Linked DNA regions of Homo sapiens: region 2 is linked to region 1. The links are chromatin loops, found by intact Hi-C in ENCODE. Cell type or tissue: B cell. All regions are shown on one strand. Each heading gives the region's core, and the rest is flanking DNA. Links, peaks and the distances in the headings are about the cores only.

Evidence for each region. Peaks named below come from ENCODE experiments on the same cell type or tissue, not always from the same donor. Only the 100,000 strongest peaks of a DNase experiment are listed, where the experiment ranks them.
Region 2: it touches region 1 in a loop (36-fold over the local background); 14 of 110 quality-filtered maps call a loop at or near these places.

Annotation. Positions count from the first base shown.
Region 1 is chr3:128,964,843-128,976,868 of GRCh38, forward strand. CFAP92 (cilia and flagella associated protein 92 (putative)) reads right to left here. Exons shown (of 16, transcript NM_001394090.1): 7 at 10,937-11,061; 8 at 6,445-6,591; 9 at 669-853. Among named protein-coding and RNA genes, the nearest start is that of CFAP92, 23 kb to the right of the region's middle. RefSeq lists an enhancer at 1-289. In B cell, for the core only: CTCF peaks have their summits at 5,604 (motif pointing right) and 5,815; a DNase peak (open chromatin) is centred at 5,589.
Region 2 is chr3:129,319,617-129,331,642 of GRCh38, forward strand. H1-10-AS1 (H1-10 antisense RNA 1) reads left to right here. Exons shown (of 5, transcript NR_026991.1): 4 at 3,734-3,988; 5 at 4,565-4,953. It also overlaps the pseudogene NUP210P3. Among named protein-coding and RNA genes, the nearest start is that of H1-10, 9.3 kb to the left of the region's middle. RefSeq lists an enhancer at 9,088-9,147. In B cell, for the core only: CTCF peaks have their summits at 4,488 (motif pointing left) and 9,273 (motif pointing right); DNase peaks (open chromatin) are centred at 4,465 and 9,255.

The DNA.
Region 1 (12,026 bases), core at 1,222-9,221:
GCAGCCCTGAGAAACATCGCCCGTTCTCTCTCCACACCACCCCCCAAAAATTTTTGCCGCTCCAACACTTCAACACTATTTTGTTTTATTTGTCTTATTAATATAAGAAGGCAGGAATGTCAGGCCTCTGAGCCCAGGCCAGGCCATCACATCCCCTGTGACTTGCACGTATACATCCAGATGGCCTGAAGTAACTGAAGATCCACAAAAGAAATAAAAACTGCCTTAACTGATGACATTCCACCATTGTGATTTGTTCCTGCCCCACCCTAACTGATCAATGTACTTTGTAATCTCCCCCACCCTTAAGAAGGTTCTTTGTAATTCTCCCCACTCTTGAGAATGTACTTTGTGAGATCCACCCCTGCCCACCAGAGAACAACCCCCTTTGACTGTAATTTTCCATTACCTTCCCAAATCCTATAAAACGGCCCCACCCCTATCTCCCTTTGCTGACTCTCTTTTCGGACTCAGCCCGCCTGCACCCAGGTGAAATAAACAGCCATGTTGCTCACACAAAGCCTGTTTGGTAGTCTCTTCACACGGACCCGTATGAGAATGACCACATTTCTCATGTGGGGCCATCAGGAGGACTAGAGGTGGCATGTGACGGGCAGGTGGGTGGAAGGGGAGGAGCTCTAAACTCCATGGGTCCGGCTCATTCTTACCTCTAGTTCCTGAATGGGTACAGGCTGTGATGGAAGGCAGGAAGCACACTTGATCTTTATGGTCAGGGGATTTAAATCCTGCTTTTGCTCCTCGGTCATGATCGGAACTTCTGTTTTTAAAGTCAAAAGGCAATCTAAAATGTTGGCAGACTTCTCACTGCCACGACTCACGACAGTTTGCCATCCTGGGGGAAATACACCCAGCATTAGACCTTTCCTCCCGACACCCCCAAGACACGCACAGAGGGATCAAGCAACCTGAGATGAGCCAATGATAAAATCACAACCCAAAAGTGAAAACTTTAATTAAAAAAAAAAAAGAAAAGAAAGAATTGGGAAACACCCACAGGCAGCATGACCTGTGCTAGTTTCTCAAACTGAGGTCCCGTAAATTCTCTAGAATTGAATTTGTGTGACTTAATCTTGATGACATCTTTTAAGAAGTAATACAAGTATTTCCTGAATCATCTAGGACACAATAGGAACACCTATGTGTGGGTGCCACTCCCAGACAGTCTGATTTAATTGGTCTGGGGTGTGGCCTCCACAATGGGAGGTTTAAAAGCTCTCCAGGTAACTTGAAAACCAACGTTCTAAACCTGTGCTATCCACTATGGTAGCTATGGGCCATAGGTAGCTACTTGAATTGTAACTAATTAAAATTAAATAAGATATAAAATGCACTTCCTTCCCCACACAAGCCGCATTCCAAATGCCCAGTACCCTCATGTGGCTATGGGCTCCTGTATGGGTCAGCAGAGAGCCTGGCCATCGTTGCAGGAAGGCTACTGGATGGAGTGCTCCAGGCAGTTCTCCCACCAAGGACATATCATGCCAGTGTGTACATTTGGTACTCAGTGGGTTGCTTCATCTGTTGTGATTTGATGAGGAAAGCACAGATACTGATGTAGAACACAACTGGCACATCTGAGCCAAATACAAGCGTGCATACCTCCCACCAGGGTGGTTTTGCACTAGTGCGCCTCGCAAAAAGGGTGGGTGAATTGAGCCATTGCAAGGCATATAGGTAGCTGTCAGAGCTGTCAGAATGCTTTTTCTTTTTTTTTTTTTTTTTTTTGAGACAGAGTCTTGCTCTGCTGCCCAGGCTGGAGTACAGTGGCACGGTCTTGGCTCACTGCTAGCTACGCCTCCTGGGTTCACGCCATTCTCCTGCCTCAGCCTCCCAAGTAGCTGGGACTACAGGTGCCCGACAACATGCCTGGCTAATTTTTTGTATTGTTAGTAAAGACGGGGTTTCACCGTGTTAGCCAGGCTGTTCTCGATCTCCTGACCTCGTGATCCACCCGCCTCGGCCTCCCAAAGTGTAGGGATTACAGGCGTGAGCCACCACACCCAGCCCAGAATGCTTTTTCTATAAAAGGTATCCATGTATTTCACCAGTCAGAGATGTACTAGGTAAGGAAAAAACAAAACAAATAAACAAAAAAAATCACCTCAAGTTTTGGAGGCAGGATTGACCTGGGTTTGAATCCCAGATCTGACTCTTTGTCATGTGATAAGCTAGAGTCTCCAAGGCTCAATTTCATCTTCAAAATGGGGATAGACACCACCTTCCTTGGGTTTAAAGGATTAAGAAAGATGATATATGAGATGGTGCTCAAAAAGATCAGTCTATTCCTTTCAACATGCCTGTAAATGTATTTCTAGGGCATGTAAAAGCCAAGTCGCTCACATTCAGAAAGAGTAGGCACTTCTAAAACAAGTCCCGGGCCAGGTGTGCACAGCCATCTGCACAGGCTGTGAACAGAGGCGTGCACAGCTCCTGGGGGTAGCCCTCATGCTCCCGCAGGATCCTCTTTAACAAAGCTGATTCATAAAAGCTGTCACCCATTACGCCTGTGTTCTATAATTTTGTGAGCCTTTTCACATGAAAGACTACCCAAGGGTAGGCCGGGTACGGTGGCTCACGCCTATAATCCCAGCAGTTTGGCAGGCCGAGGCAGGCGGATCACCTGAAGTCGGGAGTTTGAGACCAGCCTGACCAAAATGGAGAAACCTCGTCTCTACCAAAAATACAAAATCAGCCGGACGTGGTAGCGCATGCCTGTATTCCCAACTACTCAGGAAGGCTAATGCAGGAGAATCGCTTGAACCCGGGAGGCGGAGGTTGCGGTGAGCTGAGATCGCGCCATTGTACTCCAGCCTGGGCAACAAGAGCAAAACTCCGTCTCAAAAAAAAAAAAAAGACTACTCAAGGTAGAAGGAATCCCCATTGCAAAAATAAAAATAAAAAAAAAGTGCTCAAATCATCAGAGTCAGGGAGACATACACCAGAACAGAATTCCAGGCTGCGGGCTCACAGCCTCCACACTGCTGACAGTTGGGGCAGACCATTCTTTGCTCAGGGGACAGTCCTGTGCATTATGGCATGTTTAACAGTATCTTACTAGATGCCAGTGGCATCCCACTCTCAGTCGTGCCAACCAAAATGCCTCCACACACAGCCAAGTGTCCCCAGCAGACACAAGCCCCCTGAGTTAAGAGCCCTGGTTAAGAGTGGAATGGTGTAAGGGAATGTTTGTGCTCCTCCAACAGCCAGTCCCAAACATGCGCTAATGTCATTTCATCCTTAACCTTGTGTGGTTGCTGTCATCTCCACATTACAGATGGGGGAAATGAGGCCCAGAGTTCTGACGCAATCATCCAAGGTCTCTTAGAAAATACGTTGTAGAACCAGCATCCAAACCAGTTCTGTTGGGCTAAGTGGGGCCCCTCCGCTATGCAATACTATCCTTTTAAAATAAGAGCTCATTCCCAGACACAGAATCTTTCTAGAATCTTACTGGGTTACTAGCCAACCAATATTTACTAATAAGGTATACATACATGATCTATGGCCTAATTTGAAATTGAAGATGATTACCAAAAATAATTATGCTGGGCTTACAGTAAATAATCTTATGCTATTAGTTTCTGGCAAAACCAGACATACAACTGGCCTGCTGAGCTGACCCGTTCTCTGTCGATGACCATAGGCTATGTCATGGGTATAATGGAGCGGCCCACACACATGGCCTCAGGACAGCTGCTGCCTCCACACCTGCACCCCCTGGGTCCCACTGTGCTAGCAGTTTACACACGTCAGCTCCTGTGATCCTTAAAACAACGCTCTGAGGTAGGAGTAATCACCCCCATTTCACAGAGGAGGAAAGTGAGACTCAGAGAAAGTAGGTAACTTGCTGGTAAGTGGCTGAGCCATGATCAAAGTGTTTTGGTCACCAAAGTTCTTACATGTGAACCCCTGCACTGTACAGCATTGTACATGACGGGGCAGGTTATAGAGAGGGGAGGCTAGGTCCAGTGCGGTAGCTCACGCCTGTAATCCCAGCACTTTGGGAGGCTGAGGCAGGTGGATCACTGTCAGGCCTCTGAGCCCAAGCTAAGCCATCATATCCCCAGTGACCTGCATGTATACATCCAGATGGCCTGAAGCAACTGAAGATCCACAAAAGAAGTGAAAATAGCCTTAACTGATGACATTCCACCATTGTGATTTGTTTCTGCCCCACCCTAACTATCAATGTACTTTGTAATCTCCCCCACACTTAAGAAGGTTCTTTATAATCTCCCCCACCCTTAAGAAGGTTTTTTTGTAATTCTCCCCACCCTTGAGAATGTACTTTGTGAGATCCACCCCCTGCCCCCAAAACATTGCTCTTAACTCCACTGCCTATCCCAAAACCTGTAAGAACTAATGATAATCCCACCACCCTTTGCTGACTCTCTTTTCAGACTCAGCCTGCCTGCACCCAGGTGAAATAAACAGCCTTGTTACTTACACAAAGCCTGTTTGGTCTCTTCACACGGACATGTAAGACAATCACGAGGTCAGGAGTTCAAGACCAGCCTGGCCAAAATTGTGAAACCCCATCTCTACAAAAAATACAAAAATTAGCCTGGCATGGTGGCATGCGCCTGTAATCCCAGCTACTCTAGAGGTTGAAGCAGGAGAATTGCTTAAACCTGGGGGGGCAGAGGCTGTAGTGAGCCGAGATCGCGCCACTGCACTCCAGCCTGGGCGACAGAGCAAGACTCCATCTCGAAAAAAAAAAAAGAGAGAGGGGACCATGTCCTGGCTTCATTCTGCTGGAAACAGTCATGCCAGGCAGGCCCAAATGGTTGAACTTCTTTTTCCTCTCACAGTAAAATCCAAAGCGGGGCAGGTCCCATGGTACGCTCCCCCAGGAGGATCATGGGTTCCTCCTTGGGACTGTAGGACGAAGGAAGCAGCTAGCAAAGGCGTTCGCTCAAAGCTACTGTGTGCAATAGGTATGCTGGAGGGTCAGGCTGGAGCGTGGGGTGGGGTAAGACCCTCTGAAAGTTTACTCTCTGTCACTGTTGCCTCTCAAGAGGTTCTGATGCTACGAGAAAGTGAAGGTGATCAGGAAGGACAAGCTGTAGGTGAAGTATCATTTTCAAAAAGTCATTTAAAACTGCAAACTGCCAAATGCGGCAGCTCATGCCTGTAATTCTAGAACTCTGAGAGGCTGAAGCAGGAGGATTACTTGTGACCAGGAGTTTGAGACCAGCCTGGGCAACATAGCAAGACCTTGTCTCTACAGAAAATAAAAAAAATAGCCAGGTGTGGTGGTGTGCACCTGTAGTCTTAGCTATGCGGGTGGCAGAGGCGGGAGGCTTGCTTCAGGCTGGAGTGAGCTATGATCATGTCACTTACACTCCAGCCTGGGTGAGAGAGCAAGACCCTATCTCAAAAAAAAAAAAAGTGCAAACTGAAAAGTTAATAGCACTTTCTCAAACTGAATTGACACCAACCCAAGAGCGCGAGAGGAGGATGACGACTGGCACCTGTGGAACTGAACTGGAGGCTCTGACTTACGGGGTTTTTGCCCCCTTCTCTATGAATGCTGGTTCCAGCTCAGAAAAGACCAACGCACGCGCTTCTGCAGAGTAGCCAGGAGAGGGCGCACAAGACACGTGATGGCAAAAAAACGAACAAAGTCTGAATTTTCTCTAAAAAGAAAAAAAAAGGGGGGGAGTTCACCCCATATTACTCTTTTTTGGAACAAAGCAACATAATTTTACCAAAATATATGCTGAGCTTTCAATCATCAAAACATATTGATATAATATTTAGTTATGATTTACCAGTATGTATAAAGTCCAGTTCATAAATTGTGGTAGATCTTATAAAGCAAAATAATTAAATCCCTGTTTGGCCACTGAGCTGTGTGGGATTAGGAAAGTTACTTAACCTCTTTGAGTTCTTTTCCTCACTGAAAAAAATGGTAACTATGATAACCACCACAGCCACCACCACACCACAGGTTGGCTGAGTGGGTCAGAATTTGGTCTGAGAAGTAAGTGATGTGTCACACGGGAAGTGCCTGCACCCAGAGGGGCTCAGTCAAAAAGGGTTCCCTTTCCTCATTCCCTTTACTAGATGTTTTTGTAAAAATCTGTAGGAAAGCATTTATTAAAAGCAGCATCTTCTTAACAAACACAATGATGACATTTAATATTCCCATAGGCTTCCTTGGATTTTGGAATCAAACAGAGCTGGGTTCAAGTCCAGGCTTCACATTTCCTAGCTGTGTGATCTCAGGCAAGGTAGCTACCCTCTCTGGGCCTTTGTTTCCCCCTGTACTATGAAGCCAATTCCCCTGAGTTTCCTGAGGTGGCTGTGAGGATGAAATGAGGTGGCACGCAGCAGGGTTGTCATTAGGAGCATCCGCTTATGGCCGTTCTGGCCACAAGACAAGCAGGAGCTGCTGGGAACAGGGCAAGCAGTGGGTACCGGCAAGGAGCGGCATGACGGCCAGCTGGATGGAGAAAGCGCTCTGCTTCCTGGGGCCTGTCAGCGTGGGGTCTGCCTCTTCTTCTGCCAGGGGCTTCTTATGTCTCCTCTGGATTTTCCTTCTTCCCTCTGAATCTTTCCCTTTAACTGTGAAATCAAACAAAGGAGATGAGCATTAAGAGGAGACTGTATCTGAGCTGCCATATGTGGACCTGAACATGCTACAGAGATTCAGGAAGGTTCTGGAAGCTCCTAGAAGGCAGGGGTTATTCTTTGTGTGACTGCCTCTTCCCAGCAACCAGAAGTGGTGGCTAAATATAGATGGCAGGCCCGTTGCCAGTTATATGTAGTAATAGGGTGAGGGCCTCTCATTCCCCGCCTCTGCTAACTGAGAACACAGACAGAAGAGAACTAAGGTCATCATGACAATGATGCCATAACACACTCAAGGCTCTCTTCCAGTCAGCTCTTAATGTCAGTGCAGGGTGGACGGTGGGCTTTTTTAAGAGACCCTGCTCTTAAACAAACAAAAGCCCACAGTCTGAGCCTCAGTAACCTCACCTGTTATATGAGGGCAACAGCACCTGCCTTCTAGGACACTGAGAAGAGGAAATTAGCAACGCTACATAAAACACTCAGCTCAGTGCCAAGCTCAGACCAGAAGGAAAAGGAGATGAGAACACATATAAATCTACGGTCATCAAGACAAGACCAATGGGACAGACGAGAAAGCCCAGGAACAGACCCAAACACATAGGGGAACCTAACAGATGCCAGAAGTGGCATTTCAAATCAGTGGATAAGTTATATTGATTATCCATATGGGAGCAAATTAAGTTATTGAATTACTTCACGGCATATACAAAATGAATTCCAGACTAAAAGTATAAAACAAAAACTTTAAAATCATCAGAAGAATATCTAGGAGACTATACTGACATCTGGATGAAGGATTTCTTTCTTTTTTTTTTTTGAGACGGAGTTTCACTCTGTTGCCCAGGCTGGAGTGCAATGGCACGATCGAGGCTCATTGCAACCTCTGCCTCCTGGGTTCAAGTGATTCTCCTGCCTTAGACTCCTGAGTAGCTGGGACCACAGGCGCGTGCTACCACGCCCAGCTAATTTTTGTATTTTTAATAGAGATGAGGTTTCACCATGTTGGCCAGGCTGGTCTCGAACTCCTGACCTCAGGTGATCCATCTGCCTTGGCCTCCCAAAGTGCTAGGATTACAGGTGTAAGCCACCGCACCTGGCCTCTTTTTTCTTTTTTTTAAGAGGTGATGTTTCGCCCGAGTGTGGTAACTCACTCCTGTAAACCTGGCACTTTGGGAGGCTGAGGCAAGTGGATCGCCTGAGGTCAGGATTTTGATACTAGCCTGGCCAACATGGTGAAACCCCATCTTTACTAAAAATAAAAAATTAGCCAGGTGTGGTGGCGGGCATCTGTAATCCCAGCTACTTGGGAGGCTGAGGCAGGAGAATCACTTGAACCTGGGAGGCAGAGGTAGCAGTGAGCCCAGATCGCGCCATTGTACTCCAGCCTGGGCTACAAGAGCGAAACTCAGTCCTTGAAAAAAAAAAAAAAAAGATAGAGAGATGATGTTTCACTATGTTGCCAAAGCTGGCTATGAACTCTGGGCTCAAGTGATCATCCCCTCAGTCTTGCAAGTAGCTTGGACTACAGGCGTGCACCAGCATACCCAGCTGAGGAAGGATTTCTTAAACATTCGTGAAAGTATAAACTAGAGAGGAATAGTTAAATAATTGGTGTACAAAACAAGATAACATAAATCAAGTCAAACGATAAGTTATATACCCCTGTCTGTGAGGATTACCATGCATATAACTGGCAATGTACAATTATCCAGATGTAAACACAAAGCTGGCAGATCAGTAAGACAATTTTTTTTAAACTAACAGAAAAATAAGCAAAGATATGAATAGGAAAATCACAGAAGAGTGTGACCAAATAAGCCTATGCAATGCTGCTCAGCCTCACCAGGAGTCAGGAACTAAACCATGCCCGTGCAGACCGGGGAGAACAGCAATCCTCAGGACTGCAAGCAGGGGGGAACAGATGCCGCCTGAGGCCGGGCCCGGTGGCTCACACCTGTAATCCCAGCACTTTGGGAGGCCGAGGCAAGCGGATCACCTGAGGTCGGGAGTTCAAGACCAGCCTGGCCAACATGGAGAAACTCTGTCTCTACTAAAAATACAAAACTAGCCAGGCATGGTAGCACATGCCTGTAACCCCAGCTACTCGGGAGGCTGAGGTAGGAGAATTGCTTGAACCCGGGAGATGGAGGTTGTGGTGAGCCGAGATCGCGCCATTGTACTCCAGCCTAGGCAATAAGAGCAGAACTCTGTCTCAAGAAAAAAAAAAAAAAAAGAGAGAGATGCTGCCTGGAGAGTAAACCACTAGCATCTAGCAATGGGGTCGAGGCTCACAGCCTGTGTCCCAGGGGTCCCACTGGGCCAATGCCGTGGACTCACATGTGTGCCCAGATGCTCACCATGGCAGTGCTGGAGAGCAAGAAATTGGAGACAACTCAGATCCCTGGCACGGGGACTGTGTGCATGCAGGACGGTCCACCCATAACACATGGCAAAATGCTAACACCTAAATTGTGAATATGTAGTTGTTGCATTTTCATGTGAACTTTCCTATCTTTATTTCAAAATAAAAAGAACGGTTTAAAAATCTCATTAAATGCTTAAAGCACATTTTTAAAAAGAGTGACACTTTTAATCCGGAAAAGACAAAAGTCAGGAGTTGAGAGGCATTCACATGTGAAAGTGTGACTTAGTCTTTGTGGACCGTAGGAATAGGAATGAGTTTTCTTCAACTGTGTCTCCAGCACCCAGCAGAGAGCCTGGCTCAAGCAGTCACTTCCCTCTGCAGCCATAGACTGTTGCACTAGAACCAGGCCAGTGTCAGGAAACAACAGATTAACTGATGGAGAGATGAGGAAATGATCTGTAGCAATTATAGCTAAAAGGACGTGAAATGGCCCATCCCAGGAGGCAGCAGTATACCCACTGGCTCTAGATTTTCCCACCTCACACTGGAAACACAACTTCTTAATGAGAAACTGGTGAGGGGATCTAAGCTGAGAATGAGGAAGTTGATTTAGTGGCTTCTGAGGGTTCTGCTCTCTTGACAGTATGTGAATAAGATTACATGCTTCTGCATGAACGGATCCCATAACACAGGATGCTGTGTTCTTCATTCCACCATAAGAGTGAACACTAGGCCAGGCACAGTGGCTCACGCTTGTAATCCCAGCACTTTGGGAGGCTGAGGCAGGCAGATCATTTGAGATCAGGAGTTCAAGACCAGCCTGACCAACATGGTGAAACCCTGTCTCTACTAAAAATACAAAAATTAGCTGGGTGTGGTGGTGGACGCCTGTAATCCCAGCTACTCAGGAGGCTGAGGCAGCAGAATTGTTTGAACCCAAGAGGCAGAGGTTGCAGTGAGCCAAGATTGCGCCATTGCACTCCAGCCTGGGCAATAGAGTGAGGCTCCCTCTCAGAAAAAAAAAGAAGAGAAGGCCAGGCGTGGTGGCTCACGCCTGTAATCCAGCACTTTGGGAGGCCGAGGCGGGCAGATCACGAGGTCAGGAGATCGAGACGATCCTGGCTAACATGGTGAAACCCCGTCTCTAATAAAAACACAAAAAATTAGCCAGGCGTGGTGGCGGGCGCCTGTAGTCCCAGCTATTCGGGAGGCTGAGGCAGAAGAATGGCGTGAACCCGGGAGACAGAGCTTGCAGTGAGCCGAGACTGCACAACTGCACTCCAGCCTGGGTGACAGAGTGAGACTCCATCTCAAAAAAAATAAAATAAAATAAAATAAAAAGAGTAAATACTTTATCTTTCAAGGAGAGTCTTTCCATAAACATGATTCTTTTATGCCTCCCCAACATACCACGTACCTACCCATACCACAACATCTATCACAAAGAATTGTAATTCTTTATTTGAAAGTCTCCATTAGATATTAGAGATTTTCATGTTCCCCATATGCACAACACCATGGGTCAAAAATATTGATGGAATGGAATGGATGATGAGGGTGAGTGAATGACATGAGAAGAAATGGAACAAATGGATGGATGGATGGAGATGGATGGATAGGGATGGATGGATGGATGGATGGATGGATGGATGGATGGATGGATGAATAAATGGAATGGGTGGGTGGACAGATGAATGGATGGGGATGGATGAATGAATGGATGGATGAATAGAGATGGATGGATAGATGGGGATGGACAGATAGATGAATGGATGGATGGGGATGGGTGGATGGATGGATAGACGGTAAGGATGGGATGCATAAGTTGAAAATGTATACAGTACTCTTACTTTTGAGAAACATTTTGTCAAATATGCAAGAATCTCATTGAAGTATCCTGAATTTAAAATATTTCATAATTATTCCAAGTCTAGTTATATTATAAAATTCCCAAATCCTATCCTAACTTACTTTGAGACCTTTGTCTGTCTAATATGTTTGTTAAGCTGCTAAGTGATTCACTCTCAATTAATTCCTTGATCTCCATCATGCTTGCTCCTGCCAAAGAAATGGTTGGTGTTCTTGAAACACTCCATCTAGAAAATTCACAAAGAGAAAAATTAATGAAGGTGAAAAAAATCAGGGGCCAGATCTGAGAATCTATTTACTGATGGACTAAATGAGAGCAGATTTTTTAAAAACCTCATAGTGCATTCCTCTAACCCAGTGCTTCTCAGTTTTCAATGTGCCTGTGAGTTACCTAGGGATTTTGTCAAATAAAATGTAGACTCTGGTTCAGTAAACCAGGGGCAGGCCTGAAATTCTCCATTTCTACCAAATCCCCCCTAATGCTGACACACTTGGTCTGCATTCAAGATACTAACAAACTCAAAAATATGATGGAAAATAATATATTTTAATAAAAATAACCCAAACTATAAAACATCTAAGAATTCACTTATAGGAATTATCCACAACATTTATAGGCAGAACAAATGAACTCTATTAAAGGACATAAGGGGGGTCTGAACTGAGTGAAAGGATATATACCATGATCATGGATGAGACACCTTAACAATGTAAAAATGTCAATTCTTCCCAAATTAATCTATATATTCAATACAAAAACAATTTTTAAAAATCAAAATTGCTTAAAGACATGTTCTCTCGGTTCTTCTCATTCCATTTCCCAAAACCACCAGCTGAGCTTCCATTCTCTCCCTTGTCCCCATAGCATCCAAGGAGTCTCCTTCTCCAGACCCTTCTTGGGCTACCAGAGACCCTAAGAGCAACTGACCTCATGCAGGATGGCTGGAGACTCAGGAGTCTGAAGGTGTGGGTTGGAAACCTGGCTTAACCAGGAATTCTGGTTTATCACTTTGTGTAAACCATTTAATTACTCAGTCACCTTTTTAGGAAACGGAGATAGTCATACCACCTCACAAAGTTATCATTATGAGGATCAAATGAGATAAAATAATGCATGCAGAAAGCTTGATGTGCAACATGTACTCATAAACACAAGCTACCCCTTCCCTGTTAGCTTAAGTTAGCCTGGATT
Region 2 (12,026 bases), core at 1,275-9,274, 350 kb after region 1:
GCCAGGGCCTAGCAGAGACCAGGGCAAGACCATGTGCCCAGCACCTGAGTCGCGCCCTTCCCTGGGCCTGGCCAGTCTGGAGGAGGCTCTGGCTTGTGAGCAGTGGGGTTTCTGGGGTCGGAATCTGGAAGGGGCTCTGTGGCTGCTGGGCTCTCTCTCTCCTCCTTATCTAGGGGATTGTTCAGTCCTGGGGCTGCAAACACCACCAGTACCCTGATGATGCAGTTCATTTCCCTAGCCCGAGGTCAGCCTCTCTCCCGTGCAGACCCCAGCATCCCGCTCCTCTTGCCACCCTCACCTGGAGCCTGGGTGTGGCCAACACAGACCCTGCTCCTCCCAAACTTTTGCCAGTGATTCTGCCCAGAGACAGGGACTGCTCCCTGATTTCCCTACTCTCTTCCAACCCATGGCTTCCTCCCCATCTACCCCAGAACTGGTCCCACAGCTGCCGAGCCCCCACCCTCTCTACCCTTTCCACCCAGCCTCCTGTTCTGTCCGCACAGCCCCAACACAGAAGTCTGAGTGGTGGGTCCTGGCTCTGCCAGAAGGTCTCTAATGGCTTCTCACCAGACGTAGGGTAAAGTCTCCCAATGCCTTTGCCACTGGCCCCTACCAAGGCTCTGACCGCAGCTCCCCAGCTGAGCACTCAGCCTCATAGCCTTTTTTGCTGCCCACACATACCCAGAGGGTTCTCAGGACCTGGGACTTGCTGGGGTGGCCCCATGGCTGGCTCCTTCCCTGGCCGGCCTCCCTAGACCCCTCCCTAGGGCTCCTACCAGAGCACCCTCCCTGCCTGGCTCACAGCCCCTGCCATCTAGTATGTCCGTTGAGTTGTGGGCTGTGAGCTAAGTGCAGGGTGGGGGAGGTCATGCTCCTAGCTGTACCAAGGCGGGGTGGACACAGTGCGCTCCCGACACAGACACACCTGCAGCAGCAGCGGATGGGAGGATGGGGGTCAGGAGCTCCTGGCTGGGCTCTGACCCGGGCTGTCCTTCAAACGCTGGGTGTGATCCCTTCCCCACCACCACTGCCCAGCCTCAGTCTCCCAGTTTGTATAAAGGGGCTGGATGTATGGAGTCTGAATGATCCAGCTCGACAGTCTGATTCTGGGCTTCCAGACACACACTCACCATTCACACCTACAGTTCACACACACAGACACCTACTCACTCACACTCAGATTTACCTTCACACACGCTCACCATTCACAGCCACAGTTCACACCCACAGACACCTACTCACACATATTTACCCTCACACATGCTCACCATTCACACCCACACTTCACACTCACACTGATACCTACTCAGTCATGCTCACACACACTCACACCATTTACACTTACAGTTGACACACGTACACATCACCTACTCACACACAATTTACCCTCCTACTCACATGCTCACACACCATTCACATAGTTCACATTCATACACACACCTACGCATCCATTCACACATATATGCACACACACTCATACCCACACATTTATCCTCACACATACCATTCACACCCACAGGTTCACACACATTCACCTACTCACACCTGTCATCCTCTCATTCACATGCTCACAAAATGGTCACACAGTTTACCCCTCACACCCACACACTAACCCATTCACACTCACAGATTCGTACACATACACCTACTCAGACACATCATCCACCCATTCACGTGCTCACACACACATGTTCACACAGGCATGTGCCCTTCACACTCATAAGCTCACCATCACATACCCTTCACACCCACAGGTTCACACACGCATTCACATGCTCCCACTCACTTCCCTCACACACATATGCTCACTGATTTACACAGCCACTCGCACTTATACATACTCGCTCACATTCACACAGGCTCACCCATTCACACACACTCGACACATTTACCCTCACATTCACCCACTCACCATTCCCACTCACCAGTTCACATGCACTCACCCAAGCTCACACTTGACCACGGACACACCCTCAAACATAGGTGCTTACACACAAGCCAACACACACTCACCTAGCCATTCATACTCACGTGCACCTATACCTTCACACACATCCTCACATACCCACACAGCTCTACACATACCCACTTTCTTACACATTCACACACATACCTATAGACACATTCAAACACACCCATTCTCACATCCTCAAAAACACCTGTGGCCACTTACTCACTCACACACAAGGTCGATGCCAACTGCAGGGAAAAACGTGGTGTCAGCCAGGGTCTGGCTGGAGGCTCCCCCTGCCCTCGCCCTCTCTGTCCTGTCTTGTTTCTGCCCTCATGTTCTGGGGACCTCGAGACTGACACACACAAACACACATGCCCATGACAGAGGCCCCAGAATCTGGTGGCACCTCGCAAAGCTCAGGCTGCAGTGGGCAGAACCCCTGGCCACCGAGCCAGCTGCAGGGCGCTGCCTCCCTGACCAGACACAAGCTCCCAGCACACACCCCTGCCCACTCCTCATCATCTGCTGGGAGGTCAGCGACCGCACCTCTGCTCCCAGACCAGAGGAAACAACCCTAGAACCCAAGGGGCCAGGACGGTGACACATCTGAGCAGAGAGCCAGTGCCAGTGCATAGAAAGGACACCTGTCACCACTCCATGGGACAGCAGGACTGATGTGCCCTGCACTGACCACGAGGACTCGAGCCCTGTCTAACGCGAGTCCTGCTGGCTAATGCCACGTGCAGGCAGGAAGATCAAAGCAGTGACACGTCCCATGTGATGGGGTTGGAGATACTTATGCCTTGAATTTGAATGTTTTCTCTAAGAGCATATATCTATATATCTATATCTATATACAGATATATATAGCTTTCAAAACATAACTTTTAGAAAAAGAAATGTTAATGAAATTCAAATCTGTATTCCAGAATATTCCAGAATTTATTGTATTTTCTTTTCTCTATTTTTTCACTATTGGTTTTTGTTGGGCTTTTTCCTGATTACAAAAAATGCATTGCTATGATGGAAACCTCAGGAAATAACAGAAATCATAAAGACTGTGATTTAAAGTAGGCCACTAGAGAGTAACGTTAAAAGTAACAGAATGAGGCCGGGCGTGGTGGCTCATGCCAGCACTTCGAGAGGCCATGGTGGGAGGATCACTTGAGGTCAAGAGTTCGAGACCAGCCTGGCCAACATGTGAAACCCTGTCTCTACTAAAAATGCAAAAATTAGCTGGACATGGTGGTGTACACCTGTAGTCCCAGCTACTTGAGAGGCTGAGGCAGGAGAATCACCTGAACCCAGTAGGCAGAGGTTGCAGTGAGCCGAGATTGTGCCATTGCACTCCAGCCTGGGTGACAGAACAAGACTCTGTCTCAAAAAAAAAAAAAAAAGTAATAGAATGGACGAAAAGCCACAATCCTATGGAAACACCAGAGGAATGCACCCAGAAGTGGGGGTCTCATGTAGCTTTATTGTGTACTGATAAGTACTTGTCTTTGGTTGCCATGGAAACGTCAAGATGTTGGGATACAGGGTGATGGGGATGTGAATTTCCACCTCCTGCTGGTTCCACACAGGCACCCATAGTGTGTGGACCCCTCTATCCTACAAGGGGTGAGGGTGCCACACATCACTATGACAACCATGTCATCAGCAGTCTTTCCCAGTCACTGGACCCCCACCCCTCCCTGGGGATCAGGCCACAAAGGTGGATTTTGTGGGAGAGTGGAGAGGAAGTTTCCAGACACCCTGCCACCCTCTCGTTCTCCACAGGGATGGCTTTCCGTGGCTTTGCTACAGCCACTCCTGGAAGTGCTGCCTGACTGAATCCTCAGGGCACCCCGGCAGGATGGACGTGGTGTACCCCCTACTTTACAGATGGGGAAACTGAGGCTTGAGAGCTAAAGCAGCCCACCCAGCTCCCAGAGATGAGGAGGCCGACTCTGGCAGGAGTCACTGTCGGTGCATGGGCATTTCTTCCTGTTACAGCCTGCGGCCCCTTCCAGGCCGGGAGGCCTTCTGCGCAGGGTAGGAAAATGGGAACACCCAGGCCGATTTTCCGATCAGCAAAGCTCTGCTCCCTAAGGCTGATGGGCTTCTTAAAGACAAAGGAAAAAAGAACCCAGGATGTAAGTAGCCCAAACAGGCAAAGGGACACTGGTGGCCCAACTCGACCCATGGCCCTCCTGGGCTGACATTTCTGCCTACAGAGGAGGGCTTCATAGGCCAAGGCACGACGCAGGGGAGACACCAACTTGCCTGGTCCACCACAGAGGTGAGGGCCGCGTCAATGGCCATCTGTCCCCTCTTTAGTGCCCTGACGTGATGGTATGACCCATTCTGGGAGGCCGAGAGCACCTCAAAGAACTCAGCAGGAAGCACAGTTTCAATTCAGAAGTTCTGGAAGGCGAGGCAGGACAGGTGAGAGGTGCTTCTGGGGTGACTCCAGAAAGTCAGAGTTTGGGCAAGAAGCTACAGAACTGAAACCAGCAGCCGGGCCAGGCCAAGGGGCCCCCTGGTGTTCAGCAGCCTCCACTAGCAGCAGACGGGCAGGTCAGGCCCTGGAACAGAGCTCTAACCACTATGGCCTTTGTCCCCACCCAGGGCACCCTCCCTGCATGGCCCGATGACCTGCACTCCTGTTTCATCTCCCCGTGTGGCACCTGGGGCAGCTTGGAGCCTACCAAGGTCTCAACAAGGAACCAGTAAATACCAAAAAAAGGACATCACGTCCCCTACAGCTAACTGCAAATGGTGACCATCCCAGCCCTTGTTTGATAACACAAGCAAAGCAATGGCTTCTTCAAGGACACCGAGAGGAACCTCACCTCTTTCTAAAACCTCCAACACAGGGCCAGGCGCGGTGGCTCATGCGTGTAATCCCAGCACTTTGGGAGGCCGAGGCAGGTGGATCACGAGGTCAGGAGATCGAGACCATCCTGGCTAACACGGTGAAACCCCGTCTCTACTAAAAATAAAAAAAATTAGCCGGGCGTGGTGGTGTGCGCCTGTAGTCCCAGCTGCTCGGGGAGGCTGAGGTAGGAGAATAGCGTGAACCCAGAAGGTGGAGGTAGCAGTGAGCCGAGATCACTCCACTGCACTCCAGCCTGGGCAACAGAGCAAGACTCCATCTCAAAAAACAAACAAACCTCCAACACCACCTGGAAGGGCCTGGAGGCACTCACTGATGAGCCTGGAATTTCTCACAGGGGACAGAGAGGTGGCCAAGGCTCCTGCACATTTCCCCATCTGTCTGACACCCCTTTCCAGAACCAGAAAGCGTGCTGAGCTCGGCCTCTGTCACGCAGGGTTCCAGGTATTTCTGGGGCTCAGCAGGGAGAAGGCCAGGACGTGCTCCCTGACTCTCGGCAGGGCGGGAGAAGAATGAATCCTCTGAGGTCCCCAGCTTGGGGAAAAGGGGGTGGGAGAGTGGCGGGCAGAGACCTCCTCCGTATCCCCCTCTCCTGAAGCCCTGCCGCTGTGGCAGCCCTACAGGGACTACAGGGCTCCAGCCCTACAGGGACTCTGCGGTGGGGCGGGTGTGCAGGCTCACAGGCTCTGGAAATGCCCCAGGATGCCTTGGCAGTGTCTCCCACAGACCCAGGAGCGCCACTAGAAACAGGACCCTTCCTCAGTCATCCTGCATGGGGGCTCCTGTTGCTTTGGGGGCTGCTTTCCAGCAGCTGCGTCAGACAACGACCCACCTCATCCCCCCAGCCAGGACCTGAACAGGCACTGACGTCAGATACGTAGACCTTGTTGCTGAACTTGTCAAAAACTTCAATGGTGATTTCATACAGGCGGCCGGTCTCCAGCACCCACCTATCACCAGGGTGAATGGTGAACCCTAAAACAGGCAGGGGGAGCCTGAGCACTCAGGCCTCAGGGGCAGCAGGGTGGAGGAGGATGGGACCACCACCCTCAGCACAGGGGCCCTCAGCATCCACATGGGAAGCCCCACTCCACCCACCTGTAGGCCCCACACCACCCACCTGCAGGCCCCACACCACTTACCTGGAGGCCCCACACCACCCACCTAGGGGCCCCACAATTATGGCGCTGGCCTCCTCCACAGAGAGGGACCTGTTGCTGAGGAACAGATGCCTGATGCCGCCTTCAGCCCTGAGTCCTGAGCTGACCTCCCGAGGACCAAACCTGGACTCATCCCATTCTATCTGAACAAGGCTCCTTCAAACTTGTTCCTGTTCCTCAGTGGGTCTACACTCAGAATCCTAGCAGCTCTGTCCTTAACACACAGCAGGTCTATGCTCTGAAGTGATAATAGATCTATAGTGTTCACAGTAGAACTAGTCTGAACCTTCAGGGGGTCTGTGCTCTGAGGAGGGATGGACATAGACTCCAAGAAAGTGATGATTCTGGAAAAGGAACGCGTTGTTAAAGTTTGTTGATCAAACCCAGACACAAGGTCTGTCAGAATCTACCACAGCATTCCCTATCAGCCCCTCCCACTGGGGCCAACACTGAAGAAATAAGGGGTGTCCCGTTAGTCAGGGCTGGGGCTACCTAGAGACATGTCCCTGCAGCTTCCTACATCAGATCTGCCCATGTCCTTGTGAAAAATGCAGATGCTTGGCCCCTGGCCCAGGCTGTGTCTGCAAGAAGCCTGGGAAACTCCATTTTATCCACCTGCATACGTGATGGAAACACTGACATGCAAGACCAGCCGCTGAGTCCACACAGGAACAATGAGGCCTGAGAGATGAGGCAACAGGCCCAAGAACACAGCCCAGCCGAGGCCGGACCAGCAGCGCCCTCGCCTCCCTGAGGCTGCCTGCTCCTGTCCCACCTCCCTGGCCTACCACCCAGCTCTGGGGAACGATTCTCCATGACTGGTCCCTTAGCCCTGGGGACCGGACGGCACCACGTCTCACTCTCCCCAGATCCCAGCTTGGGGAGATGTCGGGGACGTGGTGTAGCATGGAGTGTGGGCTGCTGGGCAGGCTGACTTCAGGGATCCTTCCCACGCAGCCTCCCACTTCAGCCTGCATTTACAAACGAGCCCACTGTTCCCCTGCACAAGAGCAATCTGCCGCCATGCTTCCATCTCCCCAGCATCTGCCGGTGCCGGGCCACGCCGTAATTTATTTCCTCGCCTGGTTACTCTAGGTGTCACATGTCAAATTGACCACAAATCCAGGACAATCCAGCTCCAACCTGCCTTGGTGTCTGGGATTTCTGTTATCATTCGGCTCAGGTGCAGAGCTGCCTGGAAGCTTGGGGGGCCTGACATGGCAGGGGACGGGGCTGTCAGAAGGGGACAGGGAACCAGCATCCCCTCAACATCCAACATGCGCCAGGCCCAGAGAGGGGCCCTGAGCGGATCAATCTGCCGAGCTGGGCATGGGATCCCCTCCAGCTCTGTTTCCCAGGGCAGGAGGCTGAGGCTCAGGTGGGTAACGTTCCCTGGCTAAGGCCACAGGCAGGAAGTGACAAGGCCAGGACTGGAATCCAGGTCTCTGACTCTCCGGCTCGTGGTCATAGTTTTACAAAACACCAGAAACTGCAGAGCTGGTCCAGAAAGCTCTGCCTCCAGGAGGGCGACTCAGCTCTCAAAGGCATCAGGACGTGAGGACGTCTGCCTGGAGTCACCGTGAGCTGAGTTCTGGAGAAGGTTGTGATGGAGGAACCACCACGTCCCCATCATCCCCTACGGCCCAGAGCTGGACTTTAATGGCGTAATTGTGGGCGGATCACGAGGTTAGGAGATCGAGACCATCCTGGCCAACATGGTGAAACCCCATCTCTACTAAAAATACAAAAATTAGCTGAACGTGGTGGGTGCCTGTAATCTCAGTACTCAGGAGACTGAGGCAGGAGAATTGCTTGAACCCGGGAGGCAGAGGTTGCAGTGAGCCGAGATTGCGCCACTGCACTCCAGCCTGGTGACAGAGTGAGACTCCATCTCAAAAAAAAAAAAAAAAAAAAAAAAACCAGAAGATGGTAAACTCCCCAACAAAGGACTTATAATTACAAAGGGGTGAGAAGGTGACTTCCCCAGATCAGAAGCAAGTGGAAGAATGGAGTCTCACTTCGGTGATATTCCTGCCAAAGACGCAGTGCTCAGAGCCTGGCCATGAGGGAACAGCAGATAAACCCAAAATGAGAGCTGCTCTACAGATAACCAGACTGTCCTCTTCACAAGTGTCACGGTGTCCAAAGTCAAAGCCCAGGAGGCTGTCCCGGGCTGACAGAGACTAAGAGAAACAGGACACATGCGGCAGGTGACTCAGGGCTGGGGTTTTTCTTTTTGCTGAAAGGGATAAAACTGGGACAAATGGCTGGGCACGGTGGCTCATGCCTGTAATCCCAGCACTTTGGGAGGCTGAGGTGGGCAGATCATGAGGTCAAGAGATCGAGACCATCCTGGCCAACATGGTGAAACCCCATGTGTACTAAAAATACAAAAAGTAGTTGGGCGTGGTGGTGCACACCTGTAGTCCTAGCTACTCGGGAGGCTGAGGCAGGAAATTTACTTGAACCCTGGAGGCAGAGGTTGAAGTGAGCCGAGACTGCACCACTGCACTCCAGCCTAGTGACAGAGGGAGACTGTCTAAAAAAAAAAAAAAGGGCTGGGCCAGATGTGGTGGCTCATGCCTTTAATCCCAGCACTTTGGGAGGCCCAGGCGGGCAGATCACGAGGTCAGGAGATTGAGACCATCCTGACTAACACAGTGAAACCCCGTCTTTACTAAAAATACAAAAAAAAATTAGCTGTGTATGGTGGCGCGCGCCTGTAGTCCCAGCTACTCGGGAGGCTGAGGGCAGAAGAATCGCTTGAACCCGGGAGGTGGAGGTTGCAGTGAGCCAAGATTGTGCCACTGCACTCCAGCCTGGGCGACAGAGTAAGACTCTGTCTCAATTTAAAAAAAAAAAAAAACCGAGACAAATGAGCAAACTCGAATGAGGTCTGAAGATGGTCGGCATCAGTGTTCGTTTCCTAGCACCATAACTGCACGGTGGCCATGCAGGACAACGTCACTAATGGTCGTAAAGCACTTGAAAATCATCAGGGTGATGGGACATGAGGCTGGCAACCGGCTTTCAGGTGAGTGAGGGAAACCTCTTTTTGGACTGCGCTGGCAGATTTTCTACAGGCCTGAAGTTTCTGCAAAAGGAGACTCAAACATGAAAATGAAACTTTAAAAAAAGGCATCGTGCTCTTTAAAAATCACATAGCAAAACTAGAGGCAAGCAGCACAGTCAGACCTGGGGCCTGCACCAGCGCCGGCCAAGGACCGGTGTAGCTCTGCTCCTGCCCTGTCCCACAGGTGGCAGCACTCGCCGTGCAGCCAGTGAACCCTGGACTGGAGGCTTATGCATCTCAGGAACTGAACTGCTCAATTTCTTTTCTTTTCTTTTCTTTTTCTTTTTTCGAGACAACGGAGTCTTGTTCTGTCGCCCAGGCTGGAGTGCAGTGCTATGATCTCGGCTCACTGCAAGCTCCGCCTTCAGGGTTCACGCCATTCTCCTGCCTCAGCCTCCTGAGTAGCTGGGACTACAGGTGCCTGCCACCATGCCCGGCAATTTTTTTTTTTTTGTATTTTTAGTAGAGACGGGGTTTCACTGTGTCAGCCAGGATGGTCTTGATCTGACCTCGTGATCCGCCTGCCTCAGCCTCCCAAAGAGTTGGGATTACAGGCATGAGCCACTGCACCCGGCCAAACTGCTCATTTTCTAACTACACGTAAATAGCCCTGGGGCCCGTGGCTCCCACATGAGAGTGCAGATCCACATGGATCTGAGTTCAGACTCCAGCTCTGCCCTCCCCGAGCTCAGACAAGCGGCTTGGCCTCTTCAGGTCTCAGCCTCTACGACTACTCAATGGAGAGCACAGTGGTGTGCAAGCTCACGTGGCTGCTGGGAGGATAACACAGGTCAAGAAGTTTAAGGCATCCATCTCACAATGGGTCTGTCTACACCACTGTGGGCGACTTAGCCTGTTACACCTGAGACCGGCGGGCACAGCTGGCCCATGCCCCAGCAGAAACCTGGCTGCCCTTTAACTGGTCCCCCAGTTACGAGGACAGAACATGAAGGTTCTGCTCCAAGTCCTGAAAGTACAGAGGGAGGGGCCGGGTGCGGTGGCTCACGCCTATTATCCCAGCATTTTTGGAGGCCGAGGCAGGCGGATCACGAGGTCAGATCCAGACCATCCTGGCTAACACAATGAAACCCCGTCTGTACTAAAAATACAAAAAATTAGCCAGGCATGGTGGCATGCGCCTGTAATCCTAGCTACTCAGGAGGCTGAGGCAGGAGTATCGCTTGAACCCAGGAGGCGGAGGTTGTAGTGAGCCGAGATCGTGCCATTGCACTCCAGTCTGGGCAACAGAGAGAGACTCCATCTCAAAAAAAAAAAAAGAAAAGAAAGTACAGAGGGAGAGGGCCGACTTCTCACCCAGCACCCCGCACTCACTAGATGGACTTTGCCTCCAAGATCAGGTATCTGCCTATGAGAGAGTTGTGTCTCACCAGATTCCTTCCCCTGGAGGTCAACACCCAAAAGTCAAACCAAAATCTTTTGTGTATCATTCCCAAGAGGTGAAACATAATCAAAGGCTCTGAAGTTTGCTGTGGCAAAGGCAGGAAAGATCTGGTGCTTTGAGAAAGACCATCTTTAAATACTATGATGGCAAACACAGCACACTCAGAGCCCAGAGGCACCATCTCTGTATGCCGTTAAAATACAAAAAGAACAAATCAGATTTTACACATTTATTTCTGATTTCACAGCTCCCTTCCAAGGCTTCATAGCCTCAAGTGTAACCCTCGTGCTCCCCAGCAGCCTCTCCCATTGGGTCCTACCTGGAGTGGAGTCCCCTACCTCCCGTCTTCATCCTCACTGCTGCGTGCACCACATGGTGTCCAGGGGCCACAAACATCAGCAAGAAGGGTATTCCAGAGAGTGACTCACCCATCCCTCCTACTCCATTGAGGTCACATTAGATGACACAAGATCATGCTTCTCTGTCCTCTGGGCTCTCTTACCCTCCCTGGGCTCTATGGAGTTCGAGACCATCAATGAGGCGTTGCTGACAATTGTAAACCATCAAGTGAGAAGGTCTCCTTTCCTCCTCTCACTTCCCCATTTTTGCTGCAATGTTACAGCTCTCGCTACAGACTTACCTACCTGGAATTCTAACCGTGATGGAAACATTGTGAGGTAGATGAGCTCATTCAACAGACCTGGGCTGGGCTCAGAACAGCTACCCAAGTGTTCTGTGCAGAGGGAAATGCTCTCTGTGCTGTTGAGTGCTATGGTCAGTGGCAAATAACTCCTAGGGACACATGAAATGTGGCTGTTGAACACAGTGTTTTCTTGCACTCTAATTAATTGAATGGATTAATTAAGTTAGTAATAAGGAGCACCTCCCGGTAGTGACTGCCACACAGAAGAGCGCAGCTTCAGAGATATAAAGATGAAGAAGACATGATTCTTCTACCCTGGTGTTTCCTTGCAGAGTAGGTGTCTGCTCTGATCCAATCATCCATTTATGGGAGCTTCCTGGGCACAGGTACAGGGGCCAGGCCCTCTGTGAGGCCTGGGGATGCTGCAACGGGGAGGACAGCATCCAGGTCGAGGGTTCCCAGCAGGGGCTGCACTTGTACACAGAGGTGAAAAGCACGGACCAGCAAACCCTGTCCAGACAGGATCAGAGCAGCAGGGACAGAGGGGATGGGGACAACTTACTGTCTTCAGGAGCCCACGCTCATCTCCTCTGACCCTGGATCAGAGCCCGAGAAAGCACCTGGATTAGTGTGGGGCCCAACAGGCTAGACAGGGTGAGGATGAAACCCTTCCATGCCTGAGCTAGATCTCAGCCCAGCGATGTGCTTATCAGAACCTCTGGGAGGACTAAGTTGGGCTGCCCAGGGCTGAGCTCTGGGATGACAAGGAATGAGGAGGCCTCAGTTCTTGCCCTGGCAGTGACCAGCCATGGCTAGGATTCACTCTTGCTTAGATGGAGCACAGAAATCACTGTGCAAATGGCTGTGGCTGGATTCAGGTGATGATGGCGTGCTGACTCTTCTGAACTTTAAAACC